Regions from separate parts of the Homo sapiens genome. Here all the other regions are linked to region 5. The links are chromatin contacts, found by Hi-C or POLR2A ChIA-PET in ENCODE. All regions are on one chromosome and are shown on one strand. The core of a region is the stretch at or near the end of the contact, and the rest is flanking DNA. Distances in the headings are between cores, read along the strand shown.

Region 1 (4,486 bases), core at 1,527-4,026, 6.6 Mb before region 5:
GTACTGCACCCCCGCCGCCCGCCTGCCAGCGCCCCGCGCCACATGGAGCCCGGAGCCCGCATTCCGAGCCCTGCGCCCCGCGCCGGGGAGGAGGGGCGGGGCGTGCGGCGCGAGCCCCGGGAAACATGGCTGCTCGTCCTATTTCGGCGTCGCGGCATGGCCACCAGCTCCCGGAGCCCAGTTGGGAGAGGTGCCGAAGGTGGGTGTGTGGGGGGCCCAGGGGCAGCGCGGCGGGGAGGGGCGCAGGGGGCGCGCTCCGGGAGCCATTTGTCTTAAGAACGTTTAAAAAAATACAGTTCCTCCTCCCCCAACCCTTTTGTCCCTCTTTCGCTAGCTTTCTCCCCCTCCCCCGCAAATGTGCAGAAAGTGCCCCCTCCTCCGCCACCCGCGCCCCACCCCGCCTCCAGGCAGGGGGCAGGCGTGTGGGCCGCGAGGCTGGGAGGCGAGGGGGCGAAGCGTGAGAAATCGCTCCCAGTACGGCGCGGTGCGCTCCCCTCCCCAACACACACACACACTCGTGGAAGTTTAAAGAGCCGGTTCGACCCGCTTTCCTGCTTGCTCCCGGGGGGCCGGCAGCGTCGGTCGGGTTCGCCAGGCCAGCCGCGCCCCCGCACCCACCCGCGGCGACCCCGGCCCCGCGCTTGGCGCCCTTCCCCCTCCGCGCAGGGGGCTTCCGGAAAGTACGCGGGAAGACCGCGGCCCCGGCCCCCTCCCCCATCACCACACCCAGCCCCCAAACGCTAGGCGCCGGGTCCCGGCCGGGACGAAAGCGGCCGGAGAGAGGCAAACCGCCCGCAAATAGTGCGCGGAAACTCCGGCCTCCACCGGCGGCGCCCCCTCCTCTCCCGCGGCCGCCCCCTCCCCGCCCTGCGCGCCATAAGGCACTCGCACGTCTCCAGTCCACAGCTGCGTTAAGGCGGGGAGGGGGTAGACAAAAAGGATCTTGTTTTCAAAAGTCTCACTCAGGTTTGGGGGAGGAACTAGGGAAAAGAGGAAGCGAGGCCTGCCTTCGCCGGGATTCGGGTTTAACGGGCTAGAGGGGCGACAGGCCAGCGCACGGTGCTGCCCAAACTCCCAACTCCATGGAGCTCGGGCCACCGAGACTGGGGGCGTCCTCCCGCCAGCGCGTCCCCGGTCCCCCCAAGGGGCCAAGAGGGGAGCTGGCCAGGGTCTCCGCCCCAGAGCCGCCAACTCGCCGAAAACACTCAGGTTTGAAAGCGAGAGGGAGGCAGAAATAAAAACCAGCGTTCGAGTCACCCACCCTCACCTTCCCCCTCCTCAGGGGTAAGCTTTCGCTCGAGCCTCGCGATTCCCACCCGTGTAAGTTTCCTCCGGCCGTGCTCCCGCCGCTGCCCAATCAATAACGGCGGCTAGCGGGCAAACTCCCATCCTAGAGCTGCGTGTTTGCCATGCCCGCATAAACGTGGACCCAGCCAGTACCCACCACGGGCGCCAGCTCCGGGCAGCTCGCGTCCTGACAAAGTTTCCCGTGCCCATTTATTAAGCAGGCGCCGAATGGCTGCCGACAAGCCCAGCACTGAGAAAGACGGGCCGGGGGTTCGAGCTGGGGGGCACCAGGGCCCAAAGGCTGGCATCTTGGGGAAGCCGGAAGGAGCTGGGGCGAGGGGGCACCGGGACGTAGCCTTTGGGCAACTTGCACCAGCGATCGCTGGAGGCAGGGAGACGCGGGGATTATCTGTGCCTTAGCACGTTCGAAAATCCCTCCCCCTCCTTCTAATTTATCCTCCCTTCGGAAGGAAAGGAAGAAACATCAGCATCTGGCCCGAAGGTGGGGTGGAAAGAGTGAGGGAGAAAGAGGAGGAGAGGAAGGGAGGCAGAGAAAGGGAGGGAGGGAGAGAAAGGGCGCGTTCACGAACACTACAAAGTTACAAATATGGCTCCCCCGTCTCTCGCCTCATCACTGCAAAGAAATGAAGACGCACTTTAAACTCCAGCCATTCCCAACTCCGCTGCAGCCCCCTCCCCACGCGCTCTCCCCGGGGGCCTCGGCCCACATTTATCAGAAACTAAACCGGACTCGCGAAGCCCCAAACTTATTGTGTGTGCGAGCGAGCGAGCGAGAGAAAGGGAGGGGGGAGGCGCGGGAGGGGGGCGGAAGGGGGGATACATTTATAAAATGTAAAACCCCCTTTTTTTGTTGTTAAATCCAGGAGGCAGCCCCTCTCCTCCTCCTCCCTCGTTAATCTTCCCCCCAGACGGAGTCACGGGAGCAGCGATCTCCGAGGGTGATTTCGCCTCATTCTCTCCGACCCAAACGCGTGCGCCCGCCGGCCCCCGATGGGTGCACACTCGCACGCACACTCTCGCACCCACACTCGCACACGCGGGAGCACACGCACAGGTAGTCACACACCAAGGGCAGCGGCGGCGGCAGCCGGAACATGCTCGGATGGCATTGCAACCCCCCAGCCTTGCCAATTCGCTTGCAGTCCGACCCCCAAACCCGCACCTCCCGGGCGCCCCCCCCCAAAAAAAGTGCCTCCCCCCAGCGCGCACACACACACACACACACAAAGTAGGAGAATGGACCGACAGAGATATTTTTGGCAAATGCTCACATCAGAGGGCGTCCTGTTCCGCAGCTCTAAATGAATCCGTCTGCCCATCTCCATCTCTCGCGCTCTCTCTCTGCAGAGGCTCCCGCGCCGGCGGAATTCAATCAATAAACCCCGAACCCACGGCCGCGCGTTTTAGGACTTTGAAGGCTCAACCAGCTCCGCTCGGTTCTCGAGCCCCCAGCACCCGCGGCGCACACTAACCTGATCGCCGTGGAGGCGGGATCTGCGGCCCCATGGACGAGCGGCAGCGGCCCGAGCCAATCGCCGCCGAGGGTCTCCGGGCAACAGCCAATGGCAGTGGCGGCGGGGGGGGGAAGGGACCAATGGGCGGGCTGCGCAGCCGGCCAGGGAGGCTCGGCCATTTGGTAGTGGTGCCGGAGACGGACCCCTTTAGATTTCGGGGCGGCTGAGGAGCGCGGCGGCTGCTCTGTGGCTGAGTGAGGGGGGTGGGCGGAATGGCGGGGGAAGGGAAGGTGACTGTGCCTCGAGGGCCGAGCCGCCCGGCCTTGCCAGCCAGCCGCCGCCTCAGCGTTCGGCCGGGGGCGGGGCCGCAGGTGCGTTCTGCGAGGGGGAGGGGCGCGGCCGGAGGGGTCGGGTCGGGGTCCCCGCCCGGCCGAGGGCTTCGCGGGGCGGCGCGACGGGGTTGCGGAAGGAGGCGGGCGGCTTGAGGTCCGGGGACCGCGGGCTGCCCAGCGGGAGGGCAGATGAAAGGCCTGGAAGGAGGAGAGGGGTCAGGGTGCAATGCCGGGAGGGGCTCGTCGGGTCCCGGGTCCGGCGGCTCGCGCTGGGGAGCGTGGCTGCCCCCGTCACCCCCACCGCGGCTGCCCAGCAGCCCGCGCGCCCCTTCCCCTCCGGCCTCGTCCCTGTCAGGCCGCCACCATCGCCACCCTCGTATACATAAGTCAGTAAAAGCAAGATGCTTCCACTTTTGGATGACTTACCGCGCGGTCGCGACCCTTCCCACGAAGAGGCTTTTCACTTTGCTGTCATATTAGGTCAGCTTGGAAGAAGTGATCACCAAGAGACACCCAAGATCTTGTTTAGGCAATAAATGAATGAAGACCATGGATTAAGAACCGTTGCTAGATATGTAGAATATTAAAAGGTGGAAAAGGAAGGTGCTCATAACTCCTGGTTTTCTGGACCAAACATAATTTCTGGGCTTTATAGACCTAGTGAAAGAGAACGGCGCACGGTTTATTCTAATCGTCCACCTGAGTCATTCGGTTCGGTTTGGGTTGCCAAGGAGGCTCTAACTGGAGCCCTTTCTCCTGGTTTTTCGGCGTGGTTGCCTTGGGTATTTTTGAATCACATTAAGTTTTAAGAGACCTTAAAGCCCCGATGCCCACTGGGTTACCGACTTACGGCACTAAGTTGGCTGCCTGTGGCTGTTAATAAACCACGGGGATTGTTGTCAACGAGGACAGATACATCCTTACCTTTCCACACGACTGTATTTTAGTGTTTGTTTCTACATGTCTGCACTCTTCCCCACACGCCTCAAGGTAGTTTTTCTGGATACATATGTTTATTTTTCAGGAACAGGAGTTCAAAGGAGAGATAAGCCAGTATGTATGTTGCAAAGTTAAAATACTGTTGCATAATAGCAATCCAGTTTCATTCTTAGACATACGAAGTTGAGGAGGAAATAAAAAGTGACAATGTAAATAAAACACATACAGAATGCTTACACTGGGGAAGAAGCTGTAGTAACTTTAATATTGCAACCTGATGGATTGCAAGTGTAAAGCCCTGCAACTAAGGATTTTACTCAGTAAATTCTTTCAGATAAAATGATAAATGGAATTTGAAGTCTGATGTTTACTCTGATTAGGTGGGAAATGCACCATAAAAGTTAGAAGTCATTGTTTTATTTTATCTGGGTATAAATAGTATAATTTATTTAA
Region 2 (5,074 bases), core at 580-3,079, 5.4 Mb before region 5:
GCTTTTCTTGCTTGCCCAGCTCATTTGAAAACTCTTGAAGGAGACATCACATTTTAGGTGCCGCATGGATTTTCCAGTACATTCACATCTAACATAGAGTGAGCACAAAAAGAGGCCTGCAACACACACTTCCCAGTGACCAGTGGAGTGGTTAGAGCCATGCTTTCAAATCCAGTTGAGCTGGCCCTGTTTGTAGTTTGAGAAATATTCTGGGGCCCGATTTGCCAGTCTGAGTAACTAGGTGTGGCACCAAGTGTCGGCAGCTAATTGCTTTTAACCATTATTAATAGGTCTGCACTAATTATCTCTTGCACATAGGCAAGATTTTACAGATGAGAGAGGGAGGGAGAGGAGGAGTAAAGGGATGTGCCCAAGGCTACGAGGTGAGTGGATTGTCAGCATGGGGGCTAGAACCCAGGGATTTGCAGTCCTAGGTCAGGGGGTGCCTCCAGGTAGGGGTGGGGTGGAGAGGGGTGGTTTTGGGGGCTGCAGGGCTGGGACCGGGGAGAACAGCTCTGCGCAGGTTGGTGAAGCTACCGTCTTGCCTTCCCCCTCCCCCCACTCCCAGAATGCAATCTACCGAAACCTCTTATTAAAAGTATCCTGGGGGTGATAAAAGTGTCACTAGAGATTTGCTCATTTTCTAAACTGTCATTAAAAAGAAATTTATGGTCAGGGGAAATATAGGCAGTGGAGGGTGGAGTGTGGGCAGGGAGAGAGGGAGGATGATTTCAAATCAGTCCCTTAATAAATTAAAGATGCTCACTTGCAAGAGGGGCTTGGAAAAGGAAATTGCTAGAAACTCATGGCTTTCTCCATTCCAGCTGGCCGGTGTCCTCCTCCTGCACTCTTCCTCTCAACTACACTCCCATTCACACCCACCCCTCCCCTCCTGACAAATCCACAGGGCAAATGCTTCCTCCCTGCGGGCCCACCCCATCCCGTCCTCCTCCAGGAAGGCCTCCAGTTCCCCTCCCTGAGGCTTCCACAGCCCCACTGTCTGAATATTAGATAGACTATGTCTCACCCCCACTATACTGTAAGATCTTTGAAGGTAGGAGTCTTGCCTCGAACTATTGCATGAATCTTAATCAAGGGAGGTGGAGGTGATCTCATTCCCTTAAATTATTAGGAAATGTTAACCGAGAAAAGGGAATGAAGAACCCAAGGAGTTCAGACCTCATTTCACACACGAGGAGCCTGAAGCTCGGAGGGGAAATGGAACTCACCTCAGGTCACAGGGGAGCTGTGAGAACCCGCCTCTCCTGGGGTCCAGCAGTGTGCCCAAGAGCTTACACTCAGAGTCCAACTGTGCCCTCCCCACTCACTGGCTTGGGGAACCTTGAGAAAGTCACCAAGCCTCCTGTGCCTTGGGCACCAGAGTTGTTGTGGGTATCAGCTGTGACGCTGTTCGTGCTTTGCTCAGTGATATTTTTATTTTGCATCACTTTGTCATTGGCATCATGATGGCAGGAAGGAAGGCAGGGAAGCTCGAAGCTGTCAGGGCTTCAGTCTTTTGCCTGGACCCTCTTCACCTGCTCAGCAATTGTCCAAGCATCCACTAAGTGCCAAGTCCTGGGCTAGGCTTGGGAGATACAGAGACCAGCAGGCATGGCCCCAGCCCTAGACACACTTCAGTCTGGTGGGGAAACTACTGCTGCGAATGTGGGGGTCCCCGATGGCCTGGCTCTCACTCCTTCTGGGTGGGTTGTGGGTTCACATTTCTCCCCCCACTGGACTTTGAGTAGCCCTGCCTCTGGCTTTGGCCAAGCAGGACCAGCCCAGAAGGAGGCCTCTGGGGAAAGGAAGAGGGTGTGCCTGGCAGGGGTGGGAACAAGGGTGTGGGGAGCTCAGCAGGTGCTGACCACTGAGAAAGGGAAGTGAGAGAGCAGGTTCAGGCCAGGTTGCAGGCTGGGCCCGTGGGGATGAGGCTCTTAGGTCTGAGCCAGGCCAGCAAGGTGGAATAACCCCGCCTCCGCCTAATGCAGATGCTCAACTCTTGCCCTGAGTGAGGTTCAGGAAGAGAGGCTGGAGGCAGGGGGCAGTCCATAACAAAAGGCTGAGAGCTGAGCCTGCCTCAGACCTGCTCTGCTAGCTCCACAAGCTTCCTGCCTGGGCCTCCTTCCCCGGTCGGCTGGGCACGACGCTGTCCTCTGCTTCCTACCCTCCGAACTGAGGATCAGCTGAAGGCAGTCAAGGAATGAGCACTCTCTGAATGAAAAGAGCACATTTCAGAACCTCATGGAAGCCTTTTAGTGCACATGCCATGAGGCCTGGGTGGGGAGGGGAGGGAAGAGGAAAGGGAAGAGGATTTGACATCGAGATGGAAAGAGGGAACACAGAACTTCTGTGCACGGCATTTAGAACACAAACACTGCATCACTGAACCATGAGGCTGCAATGCAGACAAAAGAAGCCTGGAGAAATCCCAGTGGGTTTCTTGGAGGAGGGGAAGGCTGGTTTGGGCTTCACAAGTTTGGTGCACACAGGGAGAGGGGAGAAAGTAAGGCACAGGCCACAGCGGGAGGGCTTGGGACCATGGGGGCCCTGCAGGTCTGGCCAGGCCATGAGCAGAGTAGGGGGTGGGAGGCTTCCAGTCTCTAAGGGGCCTGAGGACCCAGGTCCCCGCAGCCCTCCTGACCCCCAGGGGGCCCCTCCAGCCTGTTTGGTGGGTTGTTTGCCAGCCTCTGCCTGGGAGCCTCGGCCTTCCATCTAGACATCAGGCCAGCCTCCACGTGGAGGCAAAGGACGGCAGATCAAGGATGGGCTGACGGGCAGGGGGTGTGATCAGTGGAAAGTTCTGCCTGCACAACAGCACACTGATGCCTCCGGGGCCAGCCTTGTCCTGCGCTCAGGATTTCTCCCAGCCTGGCTTGGCCTCTGCTTTACTCCGACACTATTTTTATGCCTCGATACCTCACTTTGCATCTGTGGCTCTCTGTTTTGCTTTCTCTCTCTCTCTCTCTCTCTCTCTCTCTCTCTCTGTCTCTCTTCTCTGCCTCGTTCTGAACATCTCTGTCTGGCTCGCTGTGTCTTGCTTTCCCTGTGTGTCTCTCTCCATCTCTGTCCCTCTCTCTCTCTCTCCCTCTCAGGACTCCCTGACCCGTTCTGTGTGACTCTGTCCATCTGTGACCTGCCCTCTGTTACCACAGCACTAGCTGACAGATGCTGAGAGTCTAGGCTGGAGAAGTTTTTCGGGTTCCAGGCAGGCGTCCTGGAGACTTCAGCCTGCAGGGAGTGCGGCTCCTTTTGCTTTAATCTGGGGGGAATCTGACATTGGTTTCTTTGACCTCCTCTGCCTTTGATCTTTATCTTTGAAACCCTGTGTTGTTAGAATGCGATTGACTTCAGATGTTCTCATCCTCCCCAGAAAGCTGAGGGAACGCAGGGCAGGGGTCTGGCTGGGTGATCCCCCAACATCACATGGGCAAAGATCCTTCAAGGGCTCTGGGCTTCAGGCTGGACACCTCCAGCAGGCTGAGAGGCTGTTTGTGAAGCCTGCAAGCTCTCATACAGTGGAGGGCCATGTGGTACATGGGAACACCCGGGGCTTCAGGAAACAGACCTTCCTGGGTTCTAACCCCAGCCCTGCCATTGCTGCCTGAGTGACTCGGGACAGGTCGTAACTCTGAGTTTCTGTTTTCTCTTCTGGGGTTTCCATTTTCTCACCTCATGGGGGTAAAACTGAGCATGAGAACTTGATGCACTGATACGTGAAAGTGCCTCATGGATTACTTAGTATGTAGCTAGTGCTCAAAAATGTTCCATTTCCTCTGCCTTCCTCTTCCCTCTCTCCAAGACTTCATTCAAGTCCAGGCTTCGCTGGAGCAATAGAACATCCCTATAATAATTACAGGGCCTTGCTCATCATCCCTGCTTTGCAGGGCACAGAGACATTGATAGATACACCACTCTCACCCCACACCTTGTGCATGACCAGCATGTGGCTATTTTTACAGCATCTCCAGGGCTTATCAGCCCTCCAGCTCTCCACCCGCATTCATTCACTGAGGCGTCAGGTCATAGCAGGACCCAGAGAGTGTAAATGACAAGCACAAAACCAACAATAACAATAAAGTAACCGACTTATACAGCGCTCTTGTGCCTGCAAAGTCTTCCTTCAGACAGACTTTGTTGCTTTTCATGAGACTCCCCAAGAGGTTACAGATAAGAGGCCAGACCCACCAACAGTGACCTAGCAAGTCAGGGACAGAGCTAGGACTCAACCCCTGGTCTTCTGACTCTCAGACTAGCCTACCGTGTGTCACCAGCAGGCTTCAAGCACAGCTTTTAGAGACTGCAACTCAGCTGGTGTGTGCTGGGGCCTGTGAATCTGCATTTTAGTAAGCTCTCAAGAATTCTCATGCAGGTGGTCTCCTCCAATCTGAGAAACATCCCTCCCCAACACGTGGATGAAAGAAAGTGATTCTTGCTCAGTTCTCTCCCTAAAGTGGCAGTAGAGGTTTGGCTGGTGGTGATGGAACTCTGCCCCTTGCTGTGGGCAATTAGGGTCAAGGGTTGATTAGGCAAGCTGGAGGGAGACTGATGGGGCCTGGAAATGTGAGTTCTGCATCTGGTGCTGGGGTGCCTCTCTGTAATTCACTCTAGGGGGCTCCTTCCCAGGTGAGGAAATAAATTGGGGGTCACTGGTTCTCAACCGTGGCTGCACATTGAAGTCACCTAGGGGCTTTAAAAAATATTGATGTCTGGAAGCAGCCTGTAGAGATTGTGATGTGATGGGTCTGGGGTGTGGTCTAAAAGCTCCCAGAGGATTCTAATGTGGAGTCATGTTTGAGGATCACTGAACCGGGACACTGAGGTCAGTTCTACAAAATTCCAGCCTGTGACTGAGAGCAGATGTGGCACAAGAAATGTTGTCTTCATATGTCTGTGTGTCTGTGGGTGTGTGTATAAGTGTGTCCCTGCTTGTGTATGTAAATGTGCCTGTGTGTGTTATGTTTGTGTGTGAGTCTGCATATGTTGTCTGTGTGTTTTTCTGTGAATGCACCTGAGAGTGTGAGTCTGTGTGTGTGACAGAGAGACCTGGAGGGCAGGGCAGAGGGGATAGGAGGGG
Region 3 (5,105 bases), core at 345-2,844, 7.2 Mb before region 5:
CCAGCTTCCCCCACTTCTCTATCAGCTATTTCAGAGACGCTACCAGTAGAATCTTACCTTCAGCCCTTATTGCCAATGCTGTTTTTGTTTATGGTAAGGAGAAAAATAACTCGTGTTTCTGTAGGGATCTGCAATAAGTGGGTAAAGCTGAGCTGTAGAATGGAGAGAATTTGAGAAGTGACCCACACCTCCACCAATAGCTGCAATGGAAGTGAGGCCTTTACCTCCTAGAATTGGAATGGTGGGGTTCAAATAAAATAATGTATGTGAACTTGTTGAGCCGAGCCCAGTCCCTTGGAGCCACATAAATGCATTTGTTCTTTCTCTATGGTAAATTTTGTCCTTTGGGGAAGGGAGGAAGAGGGAGGAAGTCACTTTCATATTGAGTTTTTTGAGACTGTCCCAGAAGCTTCATCACCTACCATTCACTCCTACCATCCTAATCCAAGGCCTGTCCCCCTATCTACTCTTGCCTTCCAGAGTTTATTCTCCATACAGCAGCCAGAGTGATCTTTTTAAAAAACACAAATAGCATCTTGTCACTTCCCTCTTTAAAACCCTTCAAATGCCCCCATCACAGAGTAGACTTAAACCCTTTGCTATGGGTTATTAGGCCCTAACGTGTGTTGCATCCTCTGACTTCATCTATCATTCTTACTGTGGCCCACTCTGCTGCAGCCACACTGACCTTTCTGTTTCCGAGCTCACCAGACTGTTCCCTCCTCAGGACTTTTATATTAGCTGTCCCCTTTGCCTAGAATACCGTCTGTTCTTGTCACTTGTCATAGAGGTCTTGTCTGATCACCCAAACTAAATGAGTGCCCCCATCATTCTATTTCATTTGCTTCAGAGCAAATGGTAATGATACCAGTTCAACTGATCTTGTCTATCATTTGTTGACTTATTTGTTCCATTACTGAATCCCTAGTGCTAAGCAGAGCCTGGCACGTAGTCGACCTCTAATATTCATTGGATAAACGATCGTTTCAAATCCTAACAACAATCTTGTGATGTCTGTGAGAAAACGGAGGTTCTGCCGGCTCAGGATGAGATTCCTGCTCTGTCTGAACGCGGGACTCGCTTTCCTTCCCAGGATACCTCGCTCCTTCCACCGCGAGCGCAGCTCCCCTTCGCTCCCATCTTTCTCTCACACTTAACCCCTTTCTCCGGGAAAGTCAGGCCGTACTTCCAGTCCCTTCTCAGAGCCTGGTGTTGTGGCTCTCAAGCCCTCCCACATTTCGGGAACTCAGAAACGCCGCCCTTTTCCTGAAATGGACCCTCCGAGTACGCGCAACCCCTTCCCTAACCCCGGCTCAGGGGCAGAAGCAGGACCCGCACCGTCTATAGTAAAATAGGGTGGTCTCCTTAGCCCATCAGCTTAGCGCCCTCACTCCGCCCCCACTCCCTGGCTGGAGACCCTCAGGGCCGTTTAGGGGCCAGGAGGAGGTTCCAGGAGTCAAGGACATTGAGGACATCCAGGCCCAAACGGGATGGGCCAACTACGCGCAGCAGAACCTTTCTCTACCGGGCCCGCGTGTGCCCGCCGGTCGGCTTAGGCGGAGACACCCCACTTAGCGTCCCTCCCGCTCCCGCCCTCTCCTCCCGGCCCTGTCTGCGAAAGCTCGTCTTCCTCCCCGCCCAAGTTCCGGCGCCGCTCTTGCGGGAGCGTTCCGCATCGCCCCGGGGGCCCCTACGCGAGGATCTCCGGGGCCGTTGGCAGCGCCTGGCACTTCTGAGCTCGGCGGACGAGAGCCTGCAGGTTTCCTCCAGTCAGGGACGGCGAAGGGCGGAAAGCGCAGGAGGAGGCAGTGTTAGGCCTTAGGCCGGGTGGGCCGGGTCAGGAGAGACGCGCCCATCTTTCGCCATCCGGGGTGCGCGAGGTCCTCTCGGGACCCGGCCGGCGACCCGTAGCTCGGGCACGCGCCTGTCGCATCCCGCAGGAAGGAGGGGTCCGGCCTGAGGCCCGGGGCGGCGTCCGCCATGGAGATCCCCTCGGTCCAGGGCCGGCGCCTGGGACCTGGCGGGCGGCCCTGACCGCCTTCCTCCCTGCGCGGGCTGGGTCGCGGACGTGCCCTTCGCGGCACTCGGCCTCCTCTGCGTCTCCGCCTTCCCTGGGCCGCACTGCTGCCTGGGCGCGGCGGCGGCGACGGCGCCCTGTTGAATGGGCTGTGAGGGCCCAGGTTTAAAGCGCTGGCGAACGCGGCCTCCGGGGGCGCACGGCAGCTGCAGCGGTGGCGACCAAACGGGTGTTGGAGTTGGCGGCGGCCATGGAGGGCCTGGCTGGCTATGTATACAAGGCGGCCAGCGAGGGCAAGGTGCTGACTCTGGCCGCCTTGCTTCTCAACCGGTCTGAAAGCGACATCCGCTATCTGCTTGGCTATGTCAGCCAGCAGGGAGGGCAGCGCTCCACGCCCCTCATCATCGCAGCCCGCAATGGACACGCAAAGGTGGTACGCTTGCTCTTAGAACATTACCGGGTGCAGACTCAGCAGACTGGCACCGTCCGCTTCGACGGGTAGGTACATCCCAAGCCAGCCTCTCTCCGACGCGCGCGGACTCGTTAATTCACGGGCCCTCCCCTCCCTCACCCTCTCTTACCCTCTCTTCATGTAGGTACTCACTTCTCCCCTTTTTGTACCACCTCCTGCCCCACTAATGCCCACTTCATCTTCCAGGGCTAATAATCCATCCCATGTTTTGCTGCCCGTCCTCATCAGCCCCTACCCCTCATTCCCTCTGTGGGAAGATAACCACACCCTCGGCCTTGAAATCTAATAGTCGTCTTCTCTACTAGATAGTCTGTGAACAAGCCATTTGGAGGAGGTGGCTGCCTTTCCAGGTTTTACTTTTAGTGGAACTGGTGATGTAACTGATCAGAAATTAAGGAGGTCAGCGGTTAACATTGAAGAACTCCGAAAGAGTTATTTGGGCATCCATTTTTACTCCCTTCAAGTGAGTGGTTCCGTAAAACCTTCAGTGGGCTGCTGGGCTTTAATGTCAAAATAAGCACCTAGAACCAGCAGCAGCTGCAGCATCATGAGGGATTGTCACGCAGCCAGACATCTCAAGACATGATTCTGATTCCTCCACGTTGCTCGGTGTAGATATATTGGCTACTAAGATGGCATTGGACCTGATGTGGGAGATGATGCCATTCTTAAATTACATCTTATCCCGTGATGTTGTGGGGAAGCTTGATCATTTACTGTTAGTTGAGGTGGGAAGTTTAAAAATGCACATTGTTATGCCTAAGATTTGCCCTTTGAGTTTAATTGTACGAATTTTTGGGTATTTGACCAGAATTGTCAGGTTTGACATTATCCTCTTTTCTATGCTGGAGGATTATAACACGTTTTACAGATTACAACTGTATAACGATTTTGCTACATATGTTTTGGTTGACTTGTGGTAGTACATAAGCTATTTTAGCATTTTTTTTTTCTTTTGAAGTCAGTAGGGTCTGAGCATAAAAATATATATCTTTAGTTTTTGGTGATTAGAAACTGCCTGGCTAAAACTCGACTGAAAAAAACATTTCTTCTTTAAGATGACTAGGGAAATGTTCTGTTTCGGTTGATTCTTTTTTAGGTTTAAACAATAAAAGCTTTTTCTTCTATTTTAGATGAGTGGAAAATATTCATAGCATTACATCTTAATGAAATGGTAGCCCATGGGCAATGGCTTATATCACGGGTATCACCATTATACACATTAAGGAGATGTTTTTTTTCATGTTGACCAAAGATGGCAACCTGATTCATGTTTGCTTTTCCTTACTGGCTTTCGTGTCTTCTCTGTAACTCCTTGCATTCCCGCACCTAGAGAAGGAGTGAAGCACAGTGACCTCTGAACCTCCAGTACCGTTCCACCTGTATAGGCATATGAAGTCATTGAGATATGAATTTCTGTAATAACAGCTGCTTGGGAATACTGCTGCTGAGGCAATGTGCATAAGGGAGAATAGTGGGGAGAAAAAAGAGTTAAGAATTTCGAAAGGTTTTGCTTATTGCCATCTTTTTCAGTCGTCAAAGAGATGTTTTGAGGTGGCAATTAAAAGAACCTGAAATGACTAGAAATGTAGCATTGAGCCTGTGTAGTGGCTTATCTTGCCCAATGTTCTGTACTGGCCAGAGAAATTAATGAGTTCGGTAAGTAAACATTTATTGAACACCTACTGCGTGCTAGGTTCTGTGGTAGGGATTGGATATGCAGAGATGAATAACATACTCTTTTGTCTTGGAGGATGTCAGTCTGGGTGGGGGGAGAGAAATTAATAACACAAATGAGTATTTGCAGATGCCATGCCATTTAGGGTTGTAGAAATCATTTGGACTACTGAGAGAAAACAGGGAAAGGAAGTGCTGTTTTATCCGGGGGGAATCTAGAAAGGCTTCACAGAGGAGGTGACGTTCGAGCTGTGTTTTAAAGAATAGTAGTAGGACATGAAGAAGAGGGGCAGCAGCTTGGTGCCCTTGCAGTGACTAGTGTTTCAGTGCTGTTGCAAGAAGGGATTCAAGTTGGGGCAATTAAGAAAGAGATTGTGGGAGACTGGAGAGAGCTGGAGCCCAGATTTTGGTGATCCCTGTATAAAGTACTAAGAGTAAGACTGGTTAAACTGCAATCTCAAATGTTTCCATCATTTAAGATTTCATCTCCTTGATTCTGTATATCAGTTTAGCTTATGGATTATTACAATTATGAATTTATTAGCTGCTATGTAAAAATAGTCCTTATTAAATGCTTGTGATGGGCCTAGCCTGTGTCATGTTCTGGAGGAAATGTAAGGTACAGGAAATCTAAGGTTTCTACTTTTGAGAAGCTTACAAATTAATTAATAAAAGAGATATTGAAGTTCCTGGTACTCTCTGTGCATTCACACCTTCTGTGAGATTATTTTGCAGTTTATCCCAGTCATTTTAGGATTTTAGAACCAAAAAAGAGTGTGATGATTTCACTTTGCATTTGTTTCAGACATTGTGAAAATGTTAGCCTGAGTACATTAACAATAGAAAGCTGACTTGACCCTTGGGGGCTGACCTTTGAAAAACACATAGCCAGCACTTGAGACACATGGCCATATAGGGATTAACAGCTGTGTGCTGAAG
Region 4 (4,792 bases), core at 2,293-4,792, 7.4 Mb before region 5:
CAGCAAAATAAATTTAAAAGAAGCCTATGTGGTTATTCTTGCCGCACTTATGTAAATAATCAGGTCAAGTTTGAAACTAAATTAATTTTAAAAATAAATTGGTCTTACCATGATTATCTTTGGTAGAAATGGGAATGACTGTAGAGAGAAAAATTATGTTTCTGAAGAAAACCATAGTACACCTGTTACTAGATTGCAGCTTTGTTCATTGTTTTTGAGTTTTTATCATCTATCTATAGACTAGCCTGGATCCTGAGTTCTTGTTGCCTTCAATATCTGACTGCAATTCTCCAACCATGAACAAAAACTGCTAAGCTGAACAACTCGATATAAATTTCAAGGGACAAGTCCCATGCTTGATGAGGGAGCCACATAGAGAGTTTAGCAGAACACCTGATGCCACAGCCAGAGACATTTAAACTGCAAACCAGGATGAGAAATTGCTGACATCATGTTGTGGACAGCGTTTTCCAAGACTGTCAGAATAAGACTCGCTACCATGATAAGACTCCTTCCCTTCTTAATTTTTTCTTGCTTATGCCCACCTCTTCCACTTGGCAGGATAATGCTGTAGTTAAAATTTCACAATTAGTAGTTTTTGTGGGTAAGTTGATAAAGGGTCAAACCCAAACATTTACAGGACCCAAGAGAGCTTTTATTCCACCTAGTGGGTAACTTTAGCAACATCCCTAATGCAACTGTTTGTTCAAATTTTACTAGTGGCCTCTTTTGTAGAGTTAGCACTCTTTGCTTTAATTTAACCCATTTCTGAGATGCTAGATGATAGAATTGCTGCGTACTAACCAAACGGGGAAATCTGTGCTGTTGCTGTCACTTCTTGTTGTACATAAATAATCTGGTATTGTAGAGACTCAGTTTCAAAAAGTTAGCAGGCTACTTGGTGAAAACAGGTAGATTTCTCATCTGGCTCATTCTTTGATCTATTTGATTTTAGTTGGTTTGGTTTATGGCAACCCTAGCTAAGAAGCATACTCCGAACTCTTGGCATTGTCCTCCTGATAGTCACAATTCTCAATTATGTTCTCTCAAAAAGTTTTACATATTTGCATACAGCCAATTGTTGAATGTCATATGGTCTCTCTTCAGCTGCAATGACAGAAATACAAAATCATGAGGACACTGTAATCTATAAATGATGTGTTGAGACTGGAAACACAGAATGATGTTAAATGAGGGTAGTGCTAATGCCCTCAGTCTTAGTCACAATTTCACCTAGGTTGTTAAATAAAAATCATGGGATGCCATTGTTTTCAACCAAATTCCTGCATCAGGCCTCCAGATCAGACTAAAAATCAAAATGGTGTCACCCATGTTCACCAAAACAAAACTGAGTTATCTGGTTTTCCAAAAAATGGTAAGAGAGATAGCCAATTTTCCAAACAGAAGTTTCAATCTTTAACAGGCATGATAATGAAATTTCCTGTTTTAATCCTTAAAATAGAATACCTGAAGTAACCCAATGTTAACCAATCAGTTTTCTTTCTACTGTTCTGTCTCCACGTCTCCACCTTAAAGAAAAGTGACTTTGATATAACCAATCTGCTTTTTGTTGTTTCTGCCTTCTTCAGTCTATTTTCTGTCTCTAAAGTTAACATCCTCTGCTTGATTCATTGCAACATTTATTCTATTTTGTGGAATGAAGTTTTGTCCAATTCTAGGAGTGCAATAATGCCAATGAGATCTTGAATCTCAATTTGTTTTACTTTTGTTTCTTGACAATGGAGAGGTTTAGGCTAGAGAGCATTTTCAAAGTCATGAGCATATAGACTTCAAGTCAACCAGTTAGATGAGATCACCTGGTGATAAAATAGAGAAGAATGCAAGGACCGAGCCCTGGAGCAGTCCAACATTTAAAGATTGAGCCAAAGAGGAGAAACCAGCATATCAAAAAGGAGGCCCAGTGAGGGAACAGGACTATCTGTGACGTGTAGGTAAGTTCAGGGGGAAAAGTGTTTCAAATCAAAGGAACCATGTCAATTATTCGCGATTCTACAGAGAGGTCAATTGAGATATGGATAGAGAATTGGCAATTGCCTTTGGAAACAAGATCATTAGTAATCTTGATAAGTGATACAGATGATGGAAGCCAAAGCTCGATCAGGGTAGACTGAGAAGTGAATGTGAAGTGAGAGGTAGGAACAAGCACTATTGGAGAGATCTTGAAAAACCTTTCTAAGAATTTATGAAGATAGCAGAAAAATAGGGCAGTTCCTAGAGGCGATTTTGGAGTCAAAGGAAGTTTATTTTAGATGGGAGAAATTTCAATATATTTATATGCTGATAGGAGCAATTCAATTGAGAGGGAAAAAACTAACGATGCTGGAGGGTAGGTAATTGTAAGAGTAAAATCCTTAGGAATGTGCGTGAAAAAAATCCGGTCACTGGTAAAGGGACTGGCCTTCCTAGGCGCAGGGACACTTCATTCATAGCAACCCAAATGTTACTATGCAGATAAGGGTGGTTTTGATGGTGAGAAGATAAGGGAGTTTATTTCTGATATCTTTCATTTTTTCCATGAGTTATGAGGCAAAGTTGATTAGTAAAAGTGGGGGTTGGGGAGGAGGTATATAGAAGGCTTTCAGTAGAGACGAAAAGGAATGAAATAATCCTTCCATCAAGTCTACTTAAATGTCAATTTAGTGGATAAAACCCTCCCAGAATTAAGTACATCTCCCAAACCCTTTCTCTCTCTCAATGACCTTTTGCTCCTTTCTGGTACTCACTAACATTTGCAATTGTATCTTTGTTCGTTCACTTCTCTGATTCCCCATTAGAGAACTACAGAAGGGCACGGACTTTGATTTCAAAATGTATATTTAGCCGTTAGCACAAGGCAAGCAGATGGTCACTAAATAAATACTTTTTTAAACAAAAATGTTAATGAACACCTTCAAAATTTTGTCTTACGCCACCTCGTTAAAATACTTGTTTGTGCAAGTCACTTTTCCTCTCTGAGCTTTCATTTCTGAATCTATACCATGGGAATTATCTCTTCCTTGCCTACCTCCCCTCGTTATCAAGAGGATCTGAGCCAATAATGATAGAAATGCTTCATTAAGGGCCCCTTAAATGTAATGGATTTCTATTTTTAGCCCACTGGTAGCCTCGCAGGTAGCAGGTGCTGAAAAAGCCTTGCTTATTGGGGGTTGGGGGACAGCATTGTTTCTGTGACCGTAGGCGTCGAAGCTATGCAGAAGCGTTCCGCGGACCGCAGAGAGATGGGGCTCAGGCCAGCATCCCTCTCGCTCCGGCCCTTCCCGGGAGGAGCTGGCCGAGCTAGGATGGGGGGCAGGGAGACCGAGGGGGCAGTAACTGTCAAACCTCGCCGCTTGGCGCCATTATTTAAATGGAACGTGCCTGTCTCGCAGCTGTACGTGCCCGGGGCGGGGCTTCGAGCGCCCTGAGCGGGGCGGAGGCTAGAGGCGGGCTGGGAAGGTGGAGGGGCGGGCCGGGGCGGGGCCAGGCCGGCTAGAGGGGCGGGTCTAGCGGCGGCCCCCGGCGAAGTTCACTGCGCTTGCGCTGACAGACGCAAGATGGCGGACAGTGCGGAACTAAAGGTAAAGCGCAGCTCGAATTCACTTCTAATATTCGGCCGCGGAGACGGCGCCGCTGCTGCCAGGGGGGATGGGTCCGACCCTGGGGGGCCTCTCGGGCCTGACTCCACCCGGGCCTGGAGTTGTAGGGAGAGAGGCGCGCCCGGTCTCAGCAGAGGGGGCCCGCCTGCGGCGGGCCGCGGGCCCCGGGTGCCTCGGGGGCGCTGACGGGTCGTCCCCGGCGTGTTATTGTTGTGGGCGCCTCTGGCGGGGGTGGCGGGGGAAGAGATAGGGAGTCCGGAGGTAGGGGCTGCAGCTGTCTCATGGGCTCGGCTTTTTCACCTTCCAGTTAGCCTCCCTGCCCCCCATGGGGAGCTGGGGCTGGGGGCAGGGTGCTCTCGTAGGGGGGATTGGGAAAGCTCCCCGTGGCCGCTTCCTCTTCCTCCTTTGCAGTCCCGGGCTCCTGTCAGGCGCTCTTCTCAGACCCCCGGGAACTTGGCTTCGGCCGCCCCGCCCCTCCGTGGATCCCAGTAGCCCCCGCCCCGGACTCGGCTTTCCCCGGCTGCTCGCTTGTCAGGAAGCGCCTGGGGTGCCCCGCTTGTGGGAAGCGCGATCCCGGGGCGATAGGGTGGGGATCTGGGGGAGAAGCTCTGGTAAAGTTTAGCGAGCCCCGGGCCGGCGTTGGGGTTCGGCTGAGAGGTAGTGAGCGGGACGTTACTCTTTCTCTCTGATTCCGGGCAGCCGAGGGGAGAAACCCCCTCGAAGAGTGTGTCTTTGGAAGCAGTGTTGGGAGGGGGGGATGCAGCTACCTCTCTCCCTTCTTTTGCCTTAGCTGGTGTGGAGGGTGAGAGGAGCCTTTGGGGGTCTCTGCACACACCATGATGGCGATGCTGTAGCTGATGGAGGTGAATGGTTCGTGTTTATATCCCCCCATTGCCTTTTGTTTGTAGGGACATCTTGCTGGCCATGTTGATTTGAACGAAATTCTCCCCTCATGCTACTCCAACCCCCGATAAATAGAACGTTCCTCTTAACAGTACCAATTACTCACGCCTCACGAAATTAGATGAAAGGGTGCCCCCTTTTCCCCGCTTTTCTCCCACCCCAATCTTTACCTGATGATGGCTTCTTTACCGTAGCAGATATACCACTACACAAGCAGTTGGGGGAGGGGGTGGTGGAACCCTTATGACTGGATTGTGACAAATGGGGCTCCGCTTGAATAATTTTGGTTTAGT
Region 5 (4,887 bases), core at 1,799-4,298:
AGCTTAACAAACTCTTGGCTGGTGGATTGCCCAGAAAAGAGAGAAAGCCATGAAAAGCACTATGCTAAACTACTGAATGCCAGGGATATAACCTCTTAATTCCAGTTAAAATTCCCAGGTACTAACATCTGCCATGCACAGCTCTCCAGTGTCTTGTCTGCTCCCACTGAAGATGTAAAAAGAATTATACTTCACCAGGAATCTTGTCAAATTACTACACACCTCCTTCCTTAAAAAAGAAAAAAAGTCTTTCTCTGTATGTAAATTATTAAAACCCTCTTAATTACGAAGTGCCAATCTTTCTAAGCTATTTATCTCTGAACAAAATTATAGTATATAAAATAATTATCTGGAGATTATGAAGCATTTATGAAAATGTTCCTAATACAGCAAAACCAGGTTCTTACTTGAATCCTTATAGACTCTTCTGTGTTCCCCAGTATACAGCACTGCAAATCATGGGAACTATATATGTAGCCCAAATTTTCCTCAATGGTCAATCGTTCTCCACTATCTCTCTCAGTTTATGGCATCAGAAAAAACCACCTGGATTTTTTGTCTCCCCACCAATTCTATTACAGCCATCATTTGCTAAACTAAAATGCTATTGCTTTTGCAACTTCCTTAGCAGAGAAGGTAGGACCCACCTACCCTTTTCACATAAATATAGCACAGGGTACCACTCAGGCCCTACTAACCAAAGCACAAATCTAGAATTTCACTTCAGATAATTAACCAGAGGCTCATTTAGACATTACTGCATAAATAAACATTGGTTCCATGTTTATTTTTCTCATGAAAAATGTGAAAAACATTGAAATAATTTCTCTCAATAGGAAAAGATAATGTATCAAGTGAAAGCAAAAACCTCATCTAATGTGGTTCTGCTATCTAAATCTGAAATGCCCTAAGGCAACTCTCCAATACAGGCTGGAGGGCAACGCTACAGAAGTCACATACAGAAGGCTACCCTGATCCACAATTCCACCCTCCTCTGAAATAAAAAGGGCAACAACACTGTACTATGTAGAGTATAAATAGAAAGTGGTCTAGATGGTCTAACATAAGTACATAAAATAAAAAAGAAAAGACTTTTCACCTATAGTTACCTAAATAGCAAATTCTTTAGGAAACCAAGTTTTTTTGGTTGTTTTTTGAGGCGGAGTTTTGCTCCTGTCGCCCAGGCTACAGTGCAATGGCACCATCTCGGCTCACTGCACCCTCGCCTCCCGGGTTCAAGTGATTCTCCTGCCTCAGCCTCCCCAGTAGCTGGGATTACAGGCGCTTGCCACCACGCCCAGCTTTTTTTTGTATTTTTAGTAGAAACAGGGTTTCGCCATGTAAGCCTGGCTGGTCTCGAACTCCTGACCTCAAGTGATCCACCTGCCTCGGCCTCCCAAAGTGCTAGGATTACAGGCATGAGCCACCGCGCCCGTCCAGGAAACTAAGTTTATATAGCAGAACCATGTGCACAATGAAAGCATTCAAAAATACAACTGTCAGAGATATCGGAGTATTTTATTCAAAGTCTGAGTTCTTAAAAAAAAAAAACAAACCCTACTTTATAAACAGACCAGTTTTGAGATTAAAATGTAAATCCAAACTTTCCTGTTATAAATCTCAGCCTTGTAAAGAGGAGGAGCTTCCACTGCCTTTTCAAGGCTAACTTCGTTTAAAGTCCTAACGCACCGAAACAGACGCCAAGTCTACTACCCACCACCCATTGGCTCAAAGGAAGCCCCGCCCCGTACAGCCACGGTAACTGAACATCAAGGGAACCCCAGGGAAGGTTTTCCCTCCGCCACATTTCTAGTCTCTGATGACTCCCTGCCCCTCCCCTACCATCACCACCGCGGATCTAGGGTTCCAGCACCAGCCACGCACGCTCCTACAAGAGGACCTTGGGCACTTCGCCCCAATAGTTACAACCAAGAGGGGAGTGGGGGTGACCATGCTCCCACTCTCCTGGCTGCACGGTGCCAGACACGCTGCATGGAGCAAAGCGGAGAAAGCAGCTCCGGCACAGGGCCCTTGTGCCCCCAGGCAGAAGGCATGACCCAGCCACAAGAGTAAGTCCTGACACCTCCACAGCTCCCAGTCGGCGGGTGCCCCTCCCTCCCCACGGAGACATAGGGCGGGGCAGATCTAGGCGCCGAGACTCCCAGCCAGACCCGACAGCGGGCTTTCCCTAGCACCTCCTCATTGCCAAGGAGGCGGAAACCCGGGGCCTGGGCGGGGTGCAGGGGGGGACGGCCAAGGGGAGTGGCATCACGGATCAGTACGGCCCCTCCGGCCAACCGGATCCCAAGAAGGCGGAGGAACTCAGACTTCACGCCCCCTCCCTGCCGCGCCCTGAATCTACACGCGGGAGACCCCCCCCTACCCCTCCCCGACCCCAGCAGGCCAGAGCGCGGCCGCCAGCCCGAGGCCCCGCCCACCCCAGGAGGAGGGGAGGGGGTGGTCGGCCGCAAACTGCACTCAGCGCGAAGCCGGCCCCGCCCCTTTCTCCACAATCGCACGCGCGCGCCGGCCCCGCCTCTGAGCGGCGGCGCGAGAGCCCGCCCCCCTCCGCGCGCACCGGGACTACGCTCTCCTCCCCCTCCCGCGCGGAGAGCTACCCCGCTCCGCCCCCCACCCCCCTCACACAACCACACACCTCCCGCCCGTCTGCTCTACGGGAAGCCGAGGAGGTCAGCCCCCCCCCCCCAAAATACACACCCTCGAGTCCGGCGTTACCCGCCACCAGGCTCCCGCCCGGCCCCCGGCCCAGCGTGCTCTCACCGCAAAGCTGCTTCGGCCGCTCGTCACTGCGTGTCCCTCTCAGCGTGAGCCGCGAGCTCAGCAGGGAGGCCCCGAGAACGGCGCGGGGCACAGGCCCGCCGAAGCGGACTGCCAGCTACCTCTCCACTAACGAAGCGGTCACAGGCTCCGGTGCCCAGACTGGGAAGGAGGGAGGGAGGGAGGGAGGGAAACTCCGAGGGGGGAAGGGGAGGGGGGAAGATGGAGAAACCGTCTCCGCCGCCTCTACCGCCGCGGCCGCTTCTCTGTTACCCGGGAAATCCCGCCCACTCCCCCGACCCCGCCCCGCAGAGGGAAGACTCAGCTTCGTTCCAATACAGGACGCAATACCCGCCCGTCAAAGACTCAGCCAACCACCGAGGCCTGTCTTATGATTTTCCCGCCCCTTCCCCCTCGACTGGTAGGGGAGGGGGAGCCGCTCTCCTTCTCCACGCCCCTATTGGCGGGGAGCTTCCCTAACTCAACCCCGCCTATTGGAGACGGACTGCTGAAGCCCACCCCCGAGCCCCAACACTATTGGAGGAAGCAGGGAAGCTCTTCCTGTCTCATTGGAGGACACCACATAACCCGCCCTGCAGCGTCTCAGCCACAGGCCTAACAAGTTGGCTCCCGCCTCCGCTGGTCATCGCATTGGAAGGCTACCCCTGGCTCTCCCACCGCCCCAGTAAGGTAAGTAACCGATGTGGGGTAAAATGTCTGTAAGTGAAACAGGCTCCGCCTACCGCACTGCCGGGCCAGGCCCCGCCCCAAGAGTCGGATTGGATATCTTGGCGCTGGTAGGACCCTCCATTGGCCAGGGCGCCCGTCTAGGAAGGAGCTAATTCCACCCTGCGCGAGGAGGCTGAACCTTAGCAGTCCTTTTGTGGAATGTTTACACTAGAGACTGAAGCTCGGAGTTCCAGGGCCCGAGATAGGAGGGGGAGCGGAGCTCATCAGCGGAGACTCCACATCCTAGGATTTGAAGGAAAGGCAGCCCACCATGGAGGACTCCCTCACAAAAAAAATGAGAGAATGAGAACTCATCCTTCCGTCCAGTTATCTTTACAGTTTACATTCTACACACTGCGTCCTTGTAAACACAAATATCCGGAGCAGCTGGCAACTCCTTTCAGCCAAGTAGAGTACAGAACTAAGGTCTGGAGACCTAGGCGGAGAAGTAAACTCCCTAGAGCTGAATATGCAGTCCTAAGAGGGCGGAGATAACCAAAAGAGAGGCGGGCTCTAACAGCCACCGCCCTGGCAAGCCTCCGGAAGGCGGAGCGTGAGGCACAAGGTACTCACGATCTCCCGGGTGGATCTGGAGGCATCCTCAGAACTGAGAAAGGAGAGGAAAACACCAAAACAGGCCACGGCATAAATTAACATTGGGGACATGCCACACTCAGAGAATGGATAAAATTTCCGTAGTTGGGGACATAAGATAACGGCTGTTCACCTTCTCCTTGGCCGGGAGTGTTAATAGCAGTTCCTGTGCCCTCTCTGTGTAGGTAACAGTGCCTCGAACACACAGTGAGACAAAGTGCTTTCAATTCCTAGTTTGCTTTTATTTATTCACCAAATAGGGCGTGGGCCTGACGCTGATCTTACTTTGGGGGGCGCTCTCTCAGCGCCAGGAGAGGTGACGGGATTACGTTGTTACCGCTCTCCCGAATAAGTAGAACCCTCCTCCCAGAGAGCTAAGACCCCAAGGGACACGCCCAGGGAACCCACGCCTAGGTCCAACACTGTCCTCCCTCTGCAATCCAGCGGAAACGGCCAGGAACGAGCTCTGGCAGCAGGTGGGCCTGACTCCAGCGATGGCTTCGAGCCGCGAAACCACAGCAGCGAATTGTGAACTCCAAGGGTAGCCGACAGGTGGGAGCAGCCTCGCCAGTAGCCAAGCCCTGCCCCAGGACAGAGCTCTAAAAATAAGTCAGACCAACGAAGCGACCCCAGGGCCAAACTGCTCGGAGGTTAGGAGGAAGCGGCACTCCAGCAGAACTGACCCACGGCTACTTTTAACTTTGCGCCGCCTTCCACCACTAGACTGAGTACCACAGGGCATTCCCACCATGGTATCAAGAACTACTCAGAACCCAAGCCAGCATT
Region 6 (4,504 bases), core at 1,768-4,267, 5.4 Mb before region 5:
TGTCCTCTGAGAGTTATTTAGCACTGTGTCGAAGGCCTCTTATGTGGAAAGCAGTGCAGGGAGCCGTGCCCTCTCACAAATGAAGATTAAAACTTGCTGGGCAAAAGGAAGACAGTCTGCCTACTGCCCCAGCGTGGAGAAGATACCCAGCTGGGGGATCCCTGAGGAGGGGAGTGGAGGCAGAGAGAGCTTTACAAGGCCTCTCCACTCCTCACAACACCCTGGGGAAGGAGGGCTTCTGTCCTACTCTGGCTAGATCCCAGCTGCAAAGCAGAAAAGTTTCCAAACACTCCCAGGAGGTCACTAAGAGAGATTTTTACCAACCCTAATTTCACATGGGCTGGTCCAATCCTATCTTACTAGCCAAGATAGGGCAATGGCAATCAGCCCCTGGGAAACTTTCAAAACACAAATTAAAGGCACATAAAGATAGTACAGAAGTCTCCGGCCTGGAATCGGGGTTTCTCTTTCTGCCCCTCCCCTCACTCACCCTCCTCCAAGTGGCCCCGGCAATGGAAGCTGGGGAAGGGGAGGGCAAGACCAGATTATGCCCTCTCTCAGGGCCGCCCTGCGGCTGGGCGGTGGTGGGGACCTGGCGCTCATCTCCCCAGATCCACGCCGCGCCCCCGGCCGGGGTCGGCGCCCCAACCGCCCCCCAGGCCCGCGGCCGCATCTCACCATCACATAATGGCGCTGCATCTCCGTCTTCTCGTTTGCCAGCTTGTCGTACTCCACTTTGAGGCTGCGAGGGCAGGAGGAGCCGGCTCAGGCGTGGCGCCTGGACAGCCTCCTCTGAGGCCCCGACCCAAGGGCCTCTAGAGCCACTTTTCCACTTTCCTGACACCCCCCCGGGGGCGCCCCCATTATCCCACAGCCTGGGGACGCGGGGGGATTTGGGTCCCCGCCGTGGGGAGGGGGATGTGAAACAATTCGAAACTTCCCGCGAGCCAAAGGACTTATCACGGCAGCAGGGGAGTAGGACCCTGACGCTGGCTCCCGACACCCAGAACCCGGAGTGAACCCGCTCGCCGCGACCTAGACCCTCATTCGGGGACCCCACGGGCGGCGCTGGGAGCCGGGCTGCTGCGGGCAGTAAAGGGTTAAGGCGGCGCGCTCGGAAAGGGGAAACAAAAGGCGGAGGCCCGGGCTGCCCCGCCGCCCCTAGGTCGGGAGCCCCCTCCGTCCCCGCGGGGGATGGCAGGAGCCGCGCAGGGGACCCACCCCTCCCCGCCAGCCCCGGGGCGGCCCCCACCGGCCTTACCTGTGATACTGAGCTTGCAGGAACTGGAATTCGTCTTTGATCCTGTCACAAGACTCAGCCACCGTGAATTTAAATCCCGGCTGCCCGGGTTGATGGGGAGCCTGGAGCCCGCGAAGACAAGACAGGGGAGGGGGCGGGGGCATGAGACCGCGCTCAGAGCGGCCCCGGCCCCTCCCCAACGGCGCCCAACCAAAAGAGGCCACCCTCAGCCCAGAACCTTCCCAGCAAGTTTCTCAGCTCTCCGACGGGGCGGAGGGGGGGCGCCCCATCTCTCCCCGTCGGCAGCGGGGCTCCCATGCCTTTCACCAAGGGCCTCCCTCTCCCCAGTAAGGCGGGGGCGGGAGACAAGCCGGGTGAGTTGGGAGACTTCAGAGCGGGGCCGGGGACCGCGTGAACAGCTCCCCCTGGAACACAAGCAGCCCCCCGCGCCACTCGCGCGGAATTAACCTCCTCTCTCAACGGCGCCCCCCGGCCGCATCCCCCTTTGTGTGAGAGCACACACACAAACACACACACCATAAAGGTAGCAACAAGCAAAATGGAGGTGCCAGATAAACTGCCTCGTTTACCCTGCCATGATAGATGCTTAAATAAACCGAGTTGCAATTACTCACCGGATGTCTGCCCTGCGGATACATGGCAGGGAGGGGTCGTGATTCCGAGAGCGTGGAAGCGCCGAGAGCCCGGGCCGGGGAGGTGCGGGGGAGGGGGGAGCCGAGCCCGAGCGGGGGGCGGCCGGGAAACCGAGAGCTCGCCCCCGGCCCCCCCAGCTCGTTCTCGCAGCGAAATCCCAGAGTCGGGCGCCCGCCCCAAGTGGAGACAAAGAGCCGCGGAGCAGGCGGCAAAGTCGTCGGCGGGCGCCGGGGCCGGGCGGCGGGCGCGGGCTTTGTGCGCCTAGGGCTCGGCGGGCAGCGGCCGGCCGCCTTCCCTGGGCTGCGTCGAGCGCGTCAATGCCTGGGACTGCGCGGACATCGTCGGCTCCCCAGCAGGTCCGGCGCGGGGTCCCGAGGCCGGGGGCCCCTCCTGGGGCGAGCTCGGGCCCCCTCCGGGTCACTCAGCGGGTCGCGCCTGTAGGGGGGCGCGCCGGGGCAGCCCCAAGCATCCGGGGCGCGCGGGTCCGATCCTAGAGGCGTCCGGGCCTGGGGCTCGCGGCGAGAAGAGGAAGGAGGCGGGCTACGAGGTGGTGGCTTGGGGCCGCAGGAGCGCCGGAGGGTGAGGGCGGGAGCCCGGCGCGGGCGCTTCGACGCCCCCCCTCGGAGAGGAGAGCCTGCTGTTCCGTCTGCTACTGCCGCTGCCGCCGCCGCCGCCGCCGCTGCAAGCCCTTCCCAGGGCCGGGGAGGAACTCCGGGCTCAGTAGGTGCAAATCAAACGCCCTGGCATCCTAAGTCCAGCGGGCACGGGAAGCCTCCGCAAAGGGTTCTCGCTGCTCCCAGCTTGAGCACCGCGTCCCCACCGAGGAGCGCTCAGCGCCACCGCCGCTGCCGCGTCGGAGCGCACAGGCAGGAGAGCGCTGGAGGGGAGACGCAGCCCGAGACCGGGGAGCTCTACGGCTTCCTTCCTTCCCCTCGGCCCGGCTCTCCTCTCCGCGCCCCGGCAAACCCCCAAAACACACACACCCAACACACACACACGCGCGCACGCACACACACACACACCAAAAAAAAAAGTGCCCCGGACCTACGGATACCACACACAGACAGGCGAAGGGGACGAGCACGAGGTCTGAACTGCCGCGAGAGCAGTTCCAAATAGGGACTGAAAAGTAACAAAATAATGTGGCAGCTTCGTCCGGCGCTGGCCAATGGGAGCGCGGGGCCCCCACGTGGGGCTGCGGGACTCGGCCTACGACTGGGTGCCGCTGGGCGCGACGTCACAATGCCCTCTTGTGTCTAAAACTATGCATGAAAAGTAGCAATCAGGCCCTACCCGCTGGTGACTTTCGCATGGGAGTGAAAAACAGCGCTCCTCAGATCAGGAATTAACCGAAAGACATATAATAAATAGATATATATTATAGTCCTGGGCTGCTCGAGTTTTTTTCCTCCTTTTTTTTCCCACGGTCTACTAGCAAATAATTATTTAGCGGGAGGAGGAAAGAGGGAAGACAGAGGAATAACAACAAAAGAAAATAAGACAAGCTGTACAATCTTCAAAACCTGTGGCTGGTAGTAATGTATCAGTTTATTCTGCAGCGGCGGCGAACGATTCCTCCCTCTAATCTCATTAGGTCTGCAAAGCAGCCCAATTAGATACTATAAAACAAACAATCACTTTGTCACTTTAATGTTTTCACTTCAAAAGATTTAGGACTGATAAAACGGTGGCTCCTAAAGTTGCCTCCGACCTTTAAAAATTTGCTCGGAACTCAGGATGTCCCCTTTTCTTCACCCCTTCTTCTGCCCGCCTCCCCCACATTAGCCCCCAGCTCTCCTTTGTTCACTCGCCCTTCTTTTCAGAAAGCCAAATAAACAGCTCCTTTGATGTGCGGCGGCTGCCTGCGAGGAGAAGTCTGAGGGACTCTGGCTAGGCGGGCAGCGCAGATGGAAGGGCCCGGCTGCCCGTGGACAACAGGCTCAGCCACGGCTGGCCCCATTCGGGGCGCCTTCCCCGTGGGCACAACTTCACCCTCGACGCAGCCTCGCCGCGCGGGCTCCTCACTGCATCCCCAGGCTGAGGGGGTTGGGGATGGGGTCGGGACCCTGCTCGGCCGAGGCCCGGGAACTCCGAGTTCCCACCTGGTTTGCTCAGCCTGCTCCCGGCAGTGCCACGGCGTTGGCGGAAGCCTGTAGGTGTCTCGGTCGCTAGCCTGGACACTCCGAGGGACGCGGACGCTCCCCCGCTCGCTCGCCCCGGCCCCGGGCCCCCCGGACCCCCCGCTTGGTCGCACAGGCCACTCGACTCCGGGGCCAGCTTGCCCGCAAACCGATGGCCTCGCCCTCCCGCGCTCGGGGTTACGGCGGGGCAGACGAGCAAGCAGGGAGTGGACCTCAAAGCGCGCACCGCCCGGTGGACGGCCAAGGCGGGACCCCCGGGGCCCTCCCCGGCAAGTCCGCGAGCCCGCGCGCGAGCCGGCCGCGCGTCCCCGGATCTATATTTTCCCCTCATTAGGAGCCGGAGGTTCGCTTTTGCATCTTAATGAGGAGCTGAGAGCTAGCGGGCGCTCGGAGGCCGGAGCGCGGGGAGTTACACGTGAGCACCCGCCTCAGAACTGAACCTCCCCGCGCCCGCTCCGGCCGCCAGCCC

The links. A loop is a pair of places that touch in the nucleus more often than their neighbours do. ChIA-PET counts read pairs that join two places held with the same protein, here RNA polymerase II (POLR2A). Pooled maps may share reads with other maps.
Region 1: a loop to region 5 is called in a map of naive thymus-derived CD4-positive, alpha-beta T cell, with 35 times the contacts of the local background. The contact joins the promoter of ANP32A here to the promoter of SIN3A in region 5. A Hi-C loop is called at or near these places in 1 of 168 maps with a recorded cell type or tissue (naive thymus-derived CD4-positive, alpha-beta T cell) and 5 of 50 pooled maps. POLR2A ChIA-PET finds 5 or more read pairs at or near these places in 1 of 52 experiments (activated CD8-positive, alpha-beta memory T cell).
Region 2: a map with no recorded cell type shows a loop between it and region 5 (14-fold over the local background). The contact joins the enhancer-like site here to the promoter of SIN3A in region 5. A Hi-C loop is called at or near these places in 1 of 37 single-sample maps with no recorded cell type and 2 of 50 pooled maps. POLR2A ChIA-PET finds 5 or more read pairs at or near these places in 1 of 52 experiments (activated naive CD8-positive, alpha-beta T cell).
Region 3: a loop to region 5 is called in a map of gastrocnemius medialis, with 16 times the contacts of the local background. The contact joins the promoter of FEM1B here to the promoter of SIN3A in region 5. A Hi-C loop is called at or near these places in 1 of 168 maps with a recorded cell type or tissue (gastrocnemius medialis) and 4 of 50 pooled maps. POLR2A ChIA-PET finds 5 or more read pairs at or near these places in 1 of 52 experiments (naive thymus-derived CD8-positive, alpha-beta T cell).
Region 4: a loop to region 5 is called in a pooled map, with 22 times the contacts of the local background. The contact joins the promoter of PIAS1 here to the promoter of SIN3A in region 5. A Hi-C loop is called at or near these places in 3 of 50 pooled maps. POLR2A ChIA-PET finds 5 or more read pairs at or near these places in 2 of 52 experiments (B cell and CD4-positive, alpha-beta T cell).
Region 6: a pooled map shows a loop between it and region 5 (19-fold over the local background). The contact joins the promoter of TLE3 here to the promoter of SIN3A in region 5. A Hi-C loop is called at or near these places in 5 of 50 pooled maps. POLR2A ChIA-PET finds 5 or more read pairs at or near these places in 2 of 52 experiments (CD4-positive, alpha-beta T cell and Panc1).

Annotation. Positions count from the first base shown.
Region 1 is chr15:68,818,119-68,822,604 of GRCh38, forward strand. ANP32A (acidic nuclear phosphoprotein 32 family member A) reads right to left here and starts at 2,777. Exons shown (of 7, transcript NM_006305.4): 1 at 2,580-2,777. The coding sequence starts at 2,633. RefSeq lists silencers at 9-568, 619-858, 2,729-2,978, 3,029-3,188, 3,259-3,318 and 1 more and enhancers at 894-1,475, 1,476-2,057.
Region 2 is chr15:70,013,187-70,018,260 of GRCh38, forward strand. All of the region lies in intron 2 of LOC101929129 (a long non-coding RNA gene), which reads right to left. Among named protein-coding and RNA genes, the nearest start is that of MIR629, 64 kb to the right of the region's middle. RefSeq lists enhancers at 1,716-2,219, 3,626-3,675. Within about 2 kb of position 1,830, at least 4 of the 41 ENCODE cell types and tissues checked have a DNase peak (open chromatin) inside an H3K27ac peak, as active enhancers do.
Region 3 is chr15:68,276,151-68,281,255 of GRCh38, forward strand. FEM1B (fem-1 homolog B) reads left to right here and starts at 1,595. Exons shown (of 2, transcript NM_015322.5): 1 at 1,595-2,515. The coding sequence starts at 2,268. RefSeq lists enhancers at 1,591-2,492, 2,235-2,434 and a silencer at 1,875-2,204.
Region 4 is chr15:68,050,773-68,055,564 of GRCh38, forward strand. PIAS1 (protein inhibitor of activated STAT 1) reads left to right here and starts at 3,543. Exons shown (of 14, transcript NM_016166.3): 1 at 3,543-3,578. The coding sequence starts at 3,555. RefSeq lists a silencer at 3,342-3,841.
Region 5 is chr15:75,448,642-75,453,528 of GRCh38, forward strand. It overlaps SIN3A (SIN3 transcription regulator family member A), which reads right to left and starts at 3,049. Exons shown (of 21, transcript NM_001145358.2): 1 at 2,782-3,049. RefSeq lists enhancers at 1,467-2,386, 1,814-1,943, 3,654-3,703, 3,933-4,464, 4,465-4,887 and 1 more and silencers at 2,194-2,693, 2,914-3,013.
Region 6 is chr15:70,094,900-70,099,403 of GRCh38, forward strand. It overlaps TLE3 (TLE family member 3, transcriptional corepressor), which reads right to left and starts at 3,018. Exons shown (of 20, transcript NM_001105192.3): 1 at 1,876-3,018; 2 at 1,262-1,362; 3 at 679-742. The coding sequence starts at 1,899. RefSeq lists silencers at 1,007-1,436, 2,157-2,276, 2,287-2,456, 4,046-4,125, 4,196-4,345 and enhancers at 3,276-4,250, 4,338-4,504.